Linked DNA regions of Homo sapiens: region 1 is linked to region 2. The links are chromatin contacts, found by Hi-C or POLR2A ChIA-PET in ENCODE. All regions are on one chromosome and are shown on one strand. Each heading gives the region's core, a stretch centred on a gene start or an enhancer-like site at or near the end of the contact. The rest is flanking DNA. Distances are from core to core; before and after follow the strand shown.

Region 1 (5,114 bases), core at 2,558-5,057, 48 kb before region 2:
TTAATTGAGCTATAATTTACATACATAAAATCTACATCTTTTAAAGTGTACAATTCAGTGGATTTCAGTATATTTACAGAATTGTACAACCATCAACACTATCTAATTTAAAACATTGTCATCATCCCAGAAAGAAACCCCAAACCCATTGGTAGTTACTCCTCATTCTCCCCAACCCCCACCCTTAGCCATCACTTATCTACTTTCTGTCTCTTTGGAATAGCTATGCATTAGCCACTGGATTAATTTATTTTTATTTTTTTGAGACCAAGTTTCGCTCTTGTCACCTAGGCTGGAGTTCAATGGCGCAATCTCGGCTCACTGCAACCTCCACCTCCCAGGTTCAAGCAATTTTCCTATCTCAGCCTTCCAAGTAGCTGGGATTACAGGTGCACACCACCATGCCTGGCTAATTGCCACTGGATTGATTCTCTCTCTCTCTCTCTCTCTCTCTCTCTCTCTCTATATATATATATATATATATATATATATGTGTGTATGTATATACATGTGTGTGTATATATATATCTTTCTATATAAGCATTCAAACATACATGCACATACACATATGTATGTATGTATTAAAGTGTTGCACGAGAGAAGTGTCTCAGATTGCAAAAACAGCGACATATGCAGGCATTCAGAAGACTTCAGGCATTAGAAATGTATTATAAAGGCAAATGTGGAAGTAAGAAAGAACAGGAAATCTTTATTGCAGGGCATGTAAAGAACTGAAAAGTCTCTGGGGGACACACATGGAGTAGTTAAGTTGTGGATCTTGGACCCAGCCTGCCTGAGATTGAATCCTGGCATCTTCATTTACTCTGTGTGTGATCTTTGGCAAGTCACTGAACTACTTTGCTCCTGTGTTTTCCGATTTTTAAAATGAGGATGACTGGAGAAGCTACATGGTAGGATTGATAGGAAGATTAGTTGAAATAATATAAGTAGACAAGAGAATAATGCCTGAACATAGTAAGTACTGTTAATGTGTTAACTAATATTACTGAAGATTTCAGTGCATCTCTTCTGATTCAATTATTTGATCCTTTCTTGGAAGCAGCTGACTTTTTAATTGGCTCTGTTGGTGGTTTACACATCAGGGTGACTCAGCTTAATCTCAATGATCCAGTTTTTCTCTACTTCACTTTCTATTGCCTGAGTTCTATTGCCTCGTGGTTCCTGCTTTATCACTTTTTTTGTGGCTTTCCCTCAGCTTCTTCATCACTCCACTAATGACTACGTCTTTCCTTCCACAAGCTCTGACAGAAAATCTGATGAATTTGACAAGTCCTAATAAAATAGAGAGTGTCTGTGTTGAATAATGTCTACACACAGATATTATTCACAGACACACAGACTGATGAGGACCAGTCATAGGCTGGTTCTCAATCAGCCTATGGTAGCAGGGCTACATGGCACAGAATGTGGGCGCACACACACACACACGGAGGAAGAGGTATGGGCTTGGTGAAAACTGTGGCTTCTTAAAAGAGGGAGGTGGCTGGGTATGGTGGCTCAAACCTGTAATCCCAACATTTTGGGAGGCCTAGATGGGAGGATGGTTTGAGACCAGGAGTTTCAGACCAGCCTGGTTAAAATAGTGAGGCCCCATTTCTACAAAAAAAAAAAAAAGAAGAAGAAGAAAATTTAAAAAGTTAGCTGGGCAATATAGCTTGAGCTTATAATCCCAAGTACTTGGGAGGCCGAGGCAAAATAATGGCTTGAGCCCAGGAGTTAGAGGTGCAGTGAGCTGATTGTACCATTGCACTCTAGCCTGGGAGACAAAGTAAGACCCTGTCTTTAAAAATAAATAAATAAATTTAAAAATTAATTTAAAATTGAAAATAAAAAATAAAAAGAAGGAAGTATAGTTTTCAGTACTTTGCATGGAATGTCCAATACACTGTCAGGACACAGGAATACATTTGCTATATTAAGTGAGAAAAGCAGAATACAAATTTATATAACAGAATTAAAACAGTGGAAGAAGGCCAGGCACGGTGGCTCACGCCTGTAATCCCAGCACTTTTGTGAGCCCAAGGCGGGTGGATCACAAGGTCAGGAAATCGAGACCATCTGGGCTAACACGGTGAAACCCCGTCTCTACTAAAAATACAAAAAATTAGCCAGGCATGGTGGCGGGCACCTGTAGTCCCAGCTATTCGGGAGGCTGAGGCAGGAGAATGGCTGAATCCGGGAGGCAGAGCTTGCAGTGAGCCAAGATCGCGCCACTGCACTCCAGCCTGGGTGACAGAGCGAGACTCCATCTCAAAAAAAAAAAAAAAAAAAAAAAAAAAAAAAAAAAAAAAACAGTGGAAGAACAGAAGAAAATATACAACTGAAGTTCAAGACCAATTAGCCGGCCATGATGACGCATGGCTGCAATCCCAGCTACCTGGGAGGCTGAGGCAGGAGAATCACTTGAACCAGGGAGGCGGAGGTTGCAGTGAGCCAAAATCGTGCCATTGCACTCCAGCCTGGGCGACAGAGCAAAACTCCGTTTCATAAAAAAAAAAAAAAAAAGTAACCATTTCTCTACACTAGGCACACAAAAAAGCAGAGAGTTATAGTATTACTTAGATAATTTAGGTTGGGGATTTTATAACAGAAAGAAAAAAAGTTTTGGACAGGATTTCTTATGTTGTTTAGTCCTCCCCCTTTGCATAACTGACACAGTTATATAGTCTTCCCCATATTTATTTTCATGAATATGGAGACCATATAAAGTCCTTGGTTCACCCTACCTGTTCTGGACATGCTGACTCTTCAAAATAGGGTTTTCTTTTTTTTAAACTCTACGTACTTGGAGAAATCTATGACACATGGCTCGTAGTTTATGTCCCAGCTGTTTTCTCTTAACCTTGACTCTGGGAATTTTTCCCCCAAACTAATTTATATATCAAGGCAGGATGCAGGTCAGTGGGGAGTTGTATTTTGGATGCAAGGATGTTAAGGCACAGAGCATGAAAAGACAACAGGATAATCGTTGCAAATTATATATTAGTAGCTTCATAATTTTCAATTCTTTCTCACTGTCCCATAGTTTTTCTTCTCTCTTTCCTCTTTTGCCTTTATCAAACTTTCACAGATGCTGTTTTGCCCCAACTTTGTAGTTTGGATGTGAGGATATTAAGGCACAGAGCATGAAAACACAACAGGATAATCTTTGCAAATTATATATTAGTAGCTTCATAATTTTCAACTCTTTCTCACTATCCCATACTTTTTCTTCTCTCTTTCCTCTTTTGCCTTTTTCAAACTTTCACAGATGCTGTTTTGCCCCCAACTAAATGACTTATGTTTCTGAAGTAATTCTAAACCTCTATGGGCAAGAGCGGCACTCCTTTTAAAGTCATAGGATCACAGGAACAATTAATTAAAAACAGCAGGCTCTTACCTGATGTCTTCAGGATGACTTTTAATTATGCTAAATGCCCTACTTTTTTCTAATGAGGATGTTCTGTAAACCCTGCACATGGTTTTCCCATCCTGCCTGTGCAGACAAACCCTGTGTCCAGCAGGACTGCTGTTGCTTGCCAGACCAAATCCTTTCTCTGCGACAAAGCCTGCCATTGTGTCTCCCATGCAGCCCCACTGATTTTTCCCAAAGGGCCTTTTAGAACATGTGCGCACTTATTTCCATTCCCTGATGTGCTGAACGCAATAATAGCCAGAGAACCATGGTAACTTGCCTTCACCCCGGACTGGGACTCAGCACTGTCTGGTGTTCCCTGAAAGCCATATCTGACAGCTGGACTCTGTGTATGTGTGTGTGCTAGTGGGGGAGGGCAATCTCTGCTGCTTTTGTTGGAGGGTGAGGGAGGAATAAAGAGCTGAAGAAGTGACATGGTGTCAGTGTCCTCATTGACTCAGCTGTTCAGGAGCCTAATCCTGGCTCACAACTGGATGTCCAAGGGATTGAAGGAGAACTTTCCTCCTGGCTACCTTCCAAGTGTTTCCAAATGCACTTGAGAAAGTTCCATGTGATTTTTTTTTTTCATGTAGCACCTGCTCTAACAATCCAAAAGCAACTTTTTTTCTCCTCTATTATACTTGTACATCTGTTATTTTGCTGACATGGAAGCTAACATAACAATCAGATTCATTACTTGCCCAATAAGTCGATTCCAACTAAGCTTAAAAGACCTCCGTGTATTCTTTGAGCATTTATCCAATGAGAGAACAAATTAAGAAATCCTGTCTTTAAAGGATTTTGGGGGTTAGATCAGTAACATATCATTCATACAAGTTTGTTTCATTTCATGGTGGTATTGAGATGAAAGTAGAATGTCTGAATGATGAATAAGACAGTGAGAGATACCTGGAAATCTTTTTTTTCACTTTTCCTTAAGAAAAAACAAATTTTTGGAAAGAACTTTAAAAATTCCTCAACTTCCTGTCCACAGAACAATTTTAACAGATGAAGACCTTAATGGAATGACAGTTCCTTTTTTAAAAAACTTATTCTTAATAATAAAAAGAAAGAAATAGCTTCTTTTCTAGAGCTATTTTTTTCCCTTAGAATTACAACAACACATACAACTTCACACCCTCAAAAAAGTAAGAAAAATAATTAAAAATAAAATCTACTTGTATGTCCTTCAGTGGCGTGGAGGTGAGTGATGAAAAAAGGCAATTAGAAAACAACCTCCCCTGTTGAAGCACACGCCTTGGTTCAGCCCTAGACAACTTTCTTTGTGTGAGGCTGGGTGGTGCCTCACACTAAAGGGAAACATAAAATAAAGTTTCACTAAACAGAGTATGTTTGGAGAGAAAGAGAGCAAATAAACTAGTTAAAAAAGGTGCTATGGCTGGACACACCAAGCTGGCCGAAGACATGCTGGTGTTGGAGTTGTAGATAGTTATTATTCTCAGTAGGAAAATTTAAATCAACAGGATAAACTTTATGTATGCTCACATACAGCCAGTTTATATAATGTGGACTTTATCTAAATTAGAAATGAATTCTGCTGCTGGGCGAGGTGGCTCACACCTGTAATCCCAGCACTTTGGGAGGCCGAGGCGGGCAGATCACGAGGTCAGGAGATTGAGACCATCCTGGCTAACATGGTGAAACCCCGTCTCTACTAAAAATACAAAAAATTAGCCGG
Region 2 (5,148 bases), core at 849-3,348:
TGAACTGTGATCACACCACTGAACTCCAGCCCTGTCCCTAAAAACGACATAAAAAGCAAAAAGAATTTGAGCCAAAATGTCATTTGCTGATTGAATTATGTGGCTTTCTTCTATGCCATTCTGCACTCTTAGTAGTATCTAGAAGAGAATTGGTGTTTCTCTCAGCAAGTCAATGAATCTAAGCAAATTCTTTTTCTTGATTCTTCTTTCCAGTCTCTGGGCTACTAATTCATCTTTGCTCTGTATCTGTATCTAGCGCAGTGTGTCTGCTTCTCAATAGAACCCACATTATGAATGACAGTGGAAAATTTCTCAGTCTATGTGAATGTCCTGTAGTCCTCCATTAACAGTGAGTTTGAGAAGCAAAAGATGAAAACTGAAAAACATAAGCAGATCCTATGACACCTATGTGGTATTTGCTAATTATAAAAAGCCCTTTGGTTCTATGTAGTTATAAGAAAAGACATATTCCATTCTATTATGACCAGCTTGAGGTTAAAATGCAAGTTAAATTAGTATCCAATTTATTTCAAAAGGCTGTAGCTAAATTTCATACCCACGCACCATCTACCACTCTTATCATTTCACTGTCTCTCTATTGTTCTATTTACAGAACAAAAACAAAGAAGGTGATTTGTAAATATTGACTAAACAAAGGACATTTTAGAAAGGATTCCAAGAACTCTCTGTACTTTCATTACCCTTACACTGAAGTTATCTTCTAAAGAAGCAAATAATGTAGCTGAAAACATTCCCTCAGCATATATGCCTTGAGAGATTAGATTGCTATAAGTTGAAATTCAAGACAGAAAATGCAGTGAAGTAGTGGAAGGCAGAAAAGGATTAGATGACTGAAATTATTGTTAAAATAGTACTGAACATCTTGTTTTGCACAAATATTTATGGAATAAAATATCTTCTTTTCCATTATAGGTATCCCTGAAAATTATATATGAAGGCTGAATAAATGCTTTGAGGTAAAGGATTAACAGAGACATAAATATCAAATAGTTTTTCTTCTCTAAGAAAAAAGATTGCTAAATACCAGGATGGAATACTTAAGGAAATTATGAACTACCTCTTTACTTAAGTGTTCTTTTAAAACAAGATATATTCTTTAATCATCAGTGATTATTAAAGTGAGGCCAATTCTGAATTTTGGAGAATGGCCTGGTTGAGTCCTCAAGATTTTATTTCTGTCTCATTATTCCATGATCACTTGTGGGGTACTGCAATTGGATAAGGAGCTATCCTGACCTTGAGAATTAAGAAGGTTGTCTTCTTCATGTGTAAAGGTGTCTTCCTATCAGCATAAGCCTTTAAAAAGAGCAACATTTTTTTTTTAAAGTCAACTAGTTTATTAAAAAAAAAAAGTCTGGTCCCAATAATTCATTACATAAAACCTGTCATCTAAACTTTTCTGATGTTAGCTGCTCACTTTTTCCAATTTATGGTACCAACACACGAAACATGATGCCAGGCAAGAGATTTGCCATGGTTTTCAGGTGAGAGTGGAGGTTACAGTAGTGGCGATGATGATCTTCTCTTGGTTTTGCCAACCTTTATAAACTCTGTGGCAAAAGTTTAGACTTAAGATTGACCTGAGGACTCTTTAACCCCTGATCCATTTGTAATTTAACATTTTACGGCTGGAGCAAAGAGAAAGCAACATAGAAGTAAACATCTGGATTAGTCCAAAACCTTCTTTATTCTCAGATAACTCTGAATGAATTGATTTACCTTGAATAAATGCCTGTTGTCATTATGTATTTTAACTTGAAAATAATTATTTATTATACATTTTTAAATCAAACTACATATCTTCTTTCCTATACAAGGTTGAGGTTTGGGGTCTTCGCTTTCTTTCTATCTATAATTAGCTTTAATAAATATAAGAAAAATGTATTCTATTTCTGGGCACTTGAATGGCAGCAACTTCCTCTTTTAAAACAAAAGAGTTGATTTCTTTTCAAAACACTTCATGGTGCCAGTTCCACTGCATTCCCATTGTGCTGACTTTTTGCTCCTAGGGTTGATGAGCCAATCAATGATGCAGCTATGCAGATTAGGCTGACTAACATGTTCTACTACTGCTCTCTTCTCACCTGTTAAGTAGGACGACCTTGGGGTATAAATGTCCTGTTTTGGCTTCCGTGTTTACATTCTTCTTTCTTCTGCTAGCCACATCCTGATTATTCTTTGGATAGTCACCCTTGTCCTAAATGGTGTTGTTCACATAGAGCAAATTTCACTTTCTAGTGTCAGTAAGGGCCTATTTTTCAGGTGGGGGCATTGTGTGTTGTCCATCTTCCTGGTTGTAGTGATTATTCTAGCAATGGTTATGTGATCCAAGATATCCAGTATGTCTGCTCTAAGCTACTTGGTGCTATAATTGGGATAAGAGACAACCTTCTTGCTGGTTGCTAAGCCAGCAGGCCATAAGCCTAAAACCTGTGAGAACAATCTTACTACCACAAAGATGGTACTGCTTTAAAATAAAGCCCCACGTCTATCAGAGCTGAGGATGAAGGCAATTCTTAATGAAACTATCACAGAACATGGATCCAGACATTCATTTTCCCTGGACTTCTGAGTTACGTGAACCAAAAGTTGTCTTATTTCCTATGTCTCTTGCAGTAGCATTTCTCTCACTTGCAACTGAGTGAAGTCTTATTTGATGATTACAAGGGTAATGAATCACAGAGGCATTTTAGGTATATCACAAAGATCCCAAGGCAGACCAGGAATCAAACAATTTCCTTGTTTATTTCAGGAAATAGGCTGGGCACGGTGGCTCATACCTGTAATCCCAGTATTTTGGGAGGCCAAGGGTGGGGGAGTGTATCACCTGAGGTCAGGAGTTCAAGACCATCCTGACCAATATGATGAAACCCCATCTCTACTAAAATTACCAAAAAAAAAAAAAAAAAATCAGCTGGGCATGATGGCCTGTGCCTACAGTCCCAGCTACTCGGGAGACTGAGACAGGAAAATTGCTTGAACCCAGGAGGTGGAGGTTGCAGTGAGCCAAGATCATGCCACTGCACTCCAGCCTGGGTGACAGAGTGAGATCCCGTCTCAAAAAAAAAAAAACAAATTTTTTTCAGGAAATAAACTCTGGTATAGCGTCAAGAATGTTATACTACTCTTGTACCCACAGTAGACATTGCTAATCAGTTGAGCTCTGCTCTGAGTCCTGCATGGAGCCTCATCATCATGATTCAAGAAGTTGGAACAGCATATAAAATGATGCCATCGTGGTTCTAGTGTCTTCCCGGTCAGAAAGAAAGAGGCACAACTTAGGCAACGGTCGCCTATACCACCAAGGTGCCACTTGTTTGCACCAAGTGGTCAACACAGTCTGATGTCACGGACTGTGGAAGATCCTAAAGTCTTCTCCTCCCAGATCTCCCTCTGCTTCTTCTGTGCTCTCTGACTTTTGAAATTTTAAATTCGGGCTTACATTCATTGTCTTTACATCTCAATGGCTGTTTATAATACATGCATAGAGTTTTTTGTTTCTTTGGCAGGAAACATGAGAAGCCGTGGCTTCCTTTGGGGGAAAAGTTCTAGAGAAAATGAAATGGCTGGCTTTTATTTCTCATTTTGTCATTTTTCTTAGGTTCAACTTACTAAATGCACTAAAATTAAAGTGTAATAAGTTGAATTTTTTTTTTTTTTTGAGGTGGAGTCTCGCTCTGTCACCCAGGCTGAAGTGCAGTGGTGTGATCTTGGCTCACTGCAGCCTTCGCCTCTCAGGTTCAAGTGATTCTCTGCCTCGGCCTCCTGAGTAGCTGGGATTCCAGGTGTGCCACCACACCTGGCTAATTTTTGTATTTTTAGTAGAGAAAGGGTTTTGCCGTTTTGGCCAGGCTGATTTCAAACTCCTGTCCTCGAGTGATCTGCCCGCCTCCGCCTCCCAAAGTGCTGGGATTACAGGTATGAGCCACTGTGCCAGGCTAATAAGTTGAATTTTTAAACTTTATGAATGAGGTCTTTGAATGAGGCCTTTTTTGCCAGCTTTATTAAGGTATAATGGACAAATAAAAACCGTGTATATTTAAGATGTGCAACATGACATTTCAATATACATGCACATTGTGAAATGATTACCTAAGTAACATATCCATCAGCTCACATAGCTTTTTGAATGTGTGCTGAAAACATTTAATATGTACACTCTTAGCAATCTTAAGTATACAATATAGTATTACAACTATAGCAATACAACTATATAGTAATACAACGATAGTCACCATACTTCGTATTAGATCTCCAGAACTTACTCATCCTGCATAACTGAAGCGTTGTACTCTTTAACCAAGATCTCCCCATTTTCTTCACCTCTTGGACTGTGACAATTACCATTCTACTCTCTGCTTCTGTGAATTTGACTGTTTTAGATTTCTTTTTTTTTTCTTTTCTTTTTTTGAGAGAGAGTCTCGCTCTGTCACCCAGGCTGGAGTGCAGTGGTATGATTTTGGCTCACTGCCACCTCCGCCTCCCTGGGTTCAGCGATTCTCCTGCCTCAGCCTCCCAAGTGGCTGGGATTACAGGCACACATCACCATGCCCGGCTCATTTTTGTATTTTTAGTAGAAACGGGGTTTCACCATATTGGCCAGGCTGGTCTCAAACTCCTGACCTTGTGATCCGCCTGCCTTGGCCTCCCAAAGTGCTGGGATTACAGGCGTGAGCCACCGCACCCAGCCTAGATTTCATATACAAGTGAATCATGCAGTATTTGTCTTTTTGTGCCTAGCTTATTTCACTTAGCATAATGTCTTCCGGGTTCATCCACATTGTTGCAAATAACAGGATTTCCTTCTTTTTTAAGGTGGATAAGATTTCACTACACACATACATGCACACACTTTATTTATTAATTGGTAAACACTTGGGTTAATTGCATATCTTATCTATTGTGAATAATGCTGCAATGAACATGGGAGTGTACATATCTCCTTGAAATACTAATTTAGCTTTCTTTCGATACATATTCCTAAGTGGAATTGCTGGATTATATGGTAGCGTTATTTTCAATGTGTTAAGGAAACTTCATACTATTTTCTGTAGCGGCTGTACCAATTTATATTCCTGCCAAAGGTGTACAAGGGTTTTCTTTTTTTCCACATGCTTACCAACACTT

What was found. A loop is a pair of places that touch in the nucleus more often than their neighbours do. ChIA-PET counts read pairs that join two places held with the same protein, here RNA polymerase II (POLR2A).
Region 1: a map of right cardiac atrium shows a loop between it and region 2 (4-fold over the local background). The contact joins two enhancer-like sites. A Hi-C loop is called at or near these places in 2 of 168 maps with a recorded cell type or tissue (heart left ventricle and right cardiac atrium) and 1 of 37 single-sample maps with no recorded cell type. POLR2A ChIA-PET finds 5 or more read pairs at or near these places in 4 of 52 experiments (GM12878, Panc1, WTC11 and 1 more).

The regions. Positions count from the first base shown.
Region 1 is chr6:113,731,309-113,736,422 of GRCh38, reverse strand. No RefSeq gene overlaps it. Among named protein-coding and RNA genes, the nearest start is that of LINC02541, 84 kb to the right of the region's middle. Within about 2 kb of position 3,807, at least 9 of the 41 ENCODE cell types and tissues checked have a DNase peak (open chromatin) inside an H3K27ac peak, as active enhancers do.
Region 2 is chr6:113,681,726-113,686,873 of GRCh38, reverse strand. No RefSeq gene overlaps it. Among named protein-coding and RNA genes, the nearest start is that of LINC02541, 34 kb to the right of the region's middle. Within about 2 kb of position 2,098, at least 2 of the 41 ENCODE cell types and tissues checked have a DNase peak (open chromatin) inside an H3K27ac peak, as active enhancers do.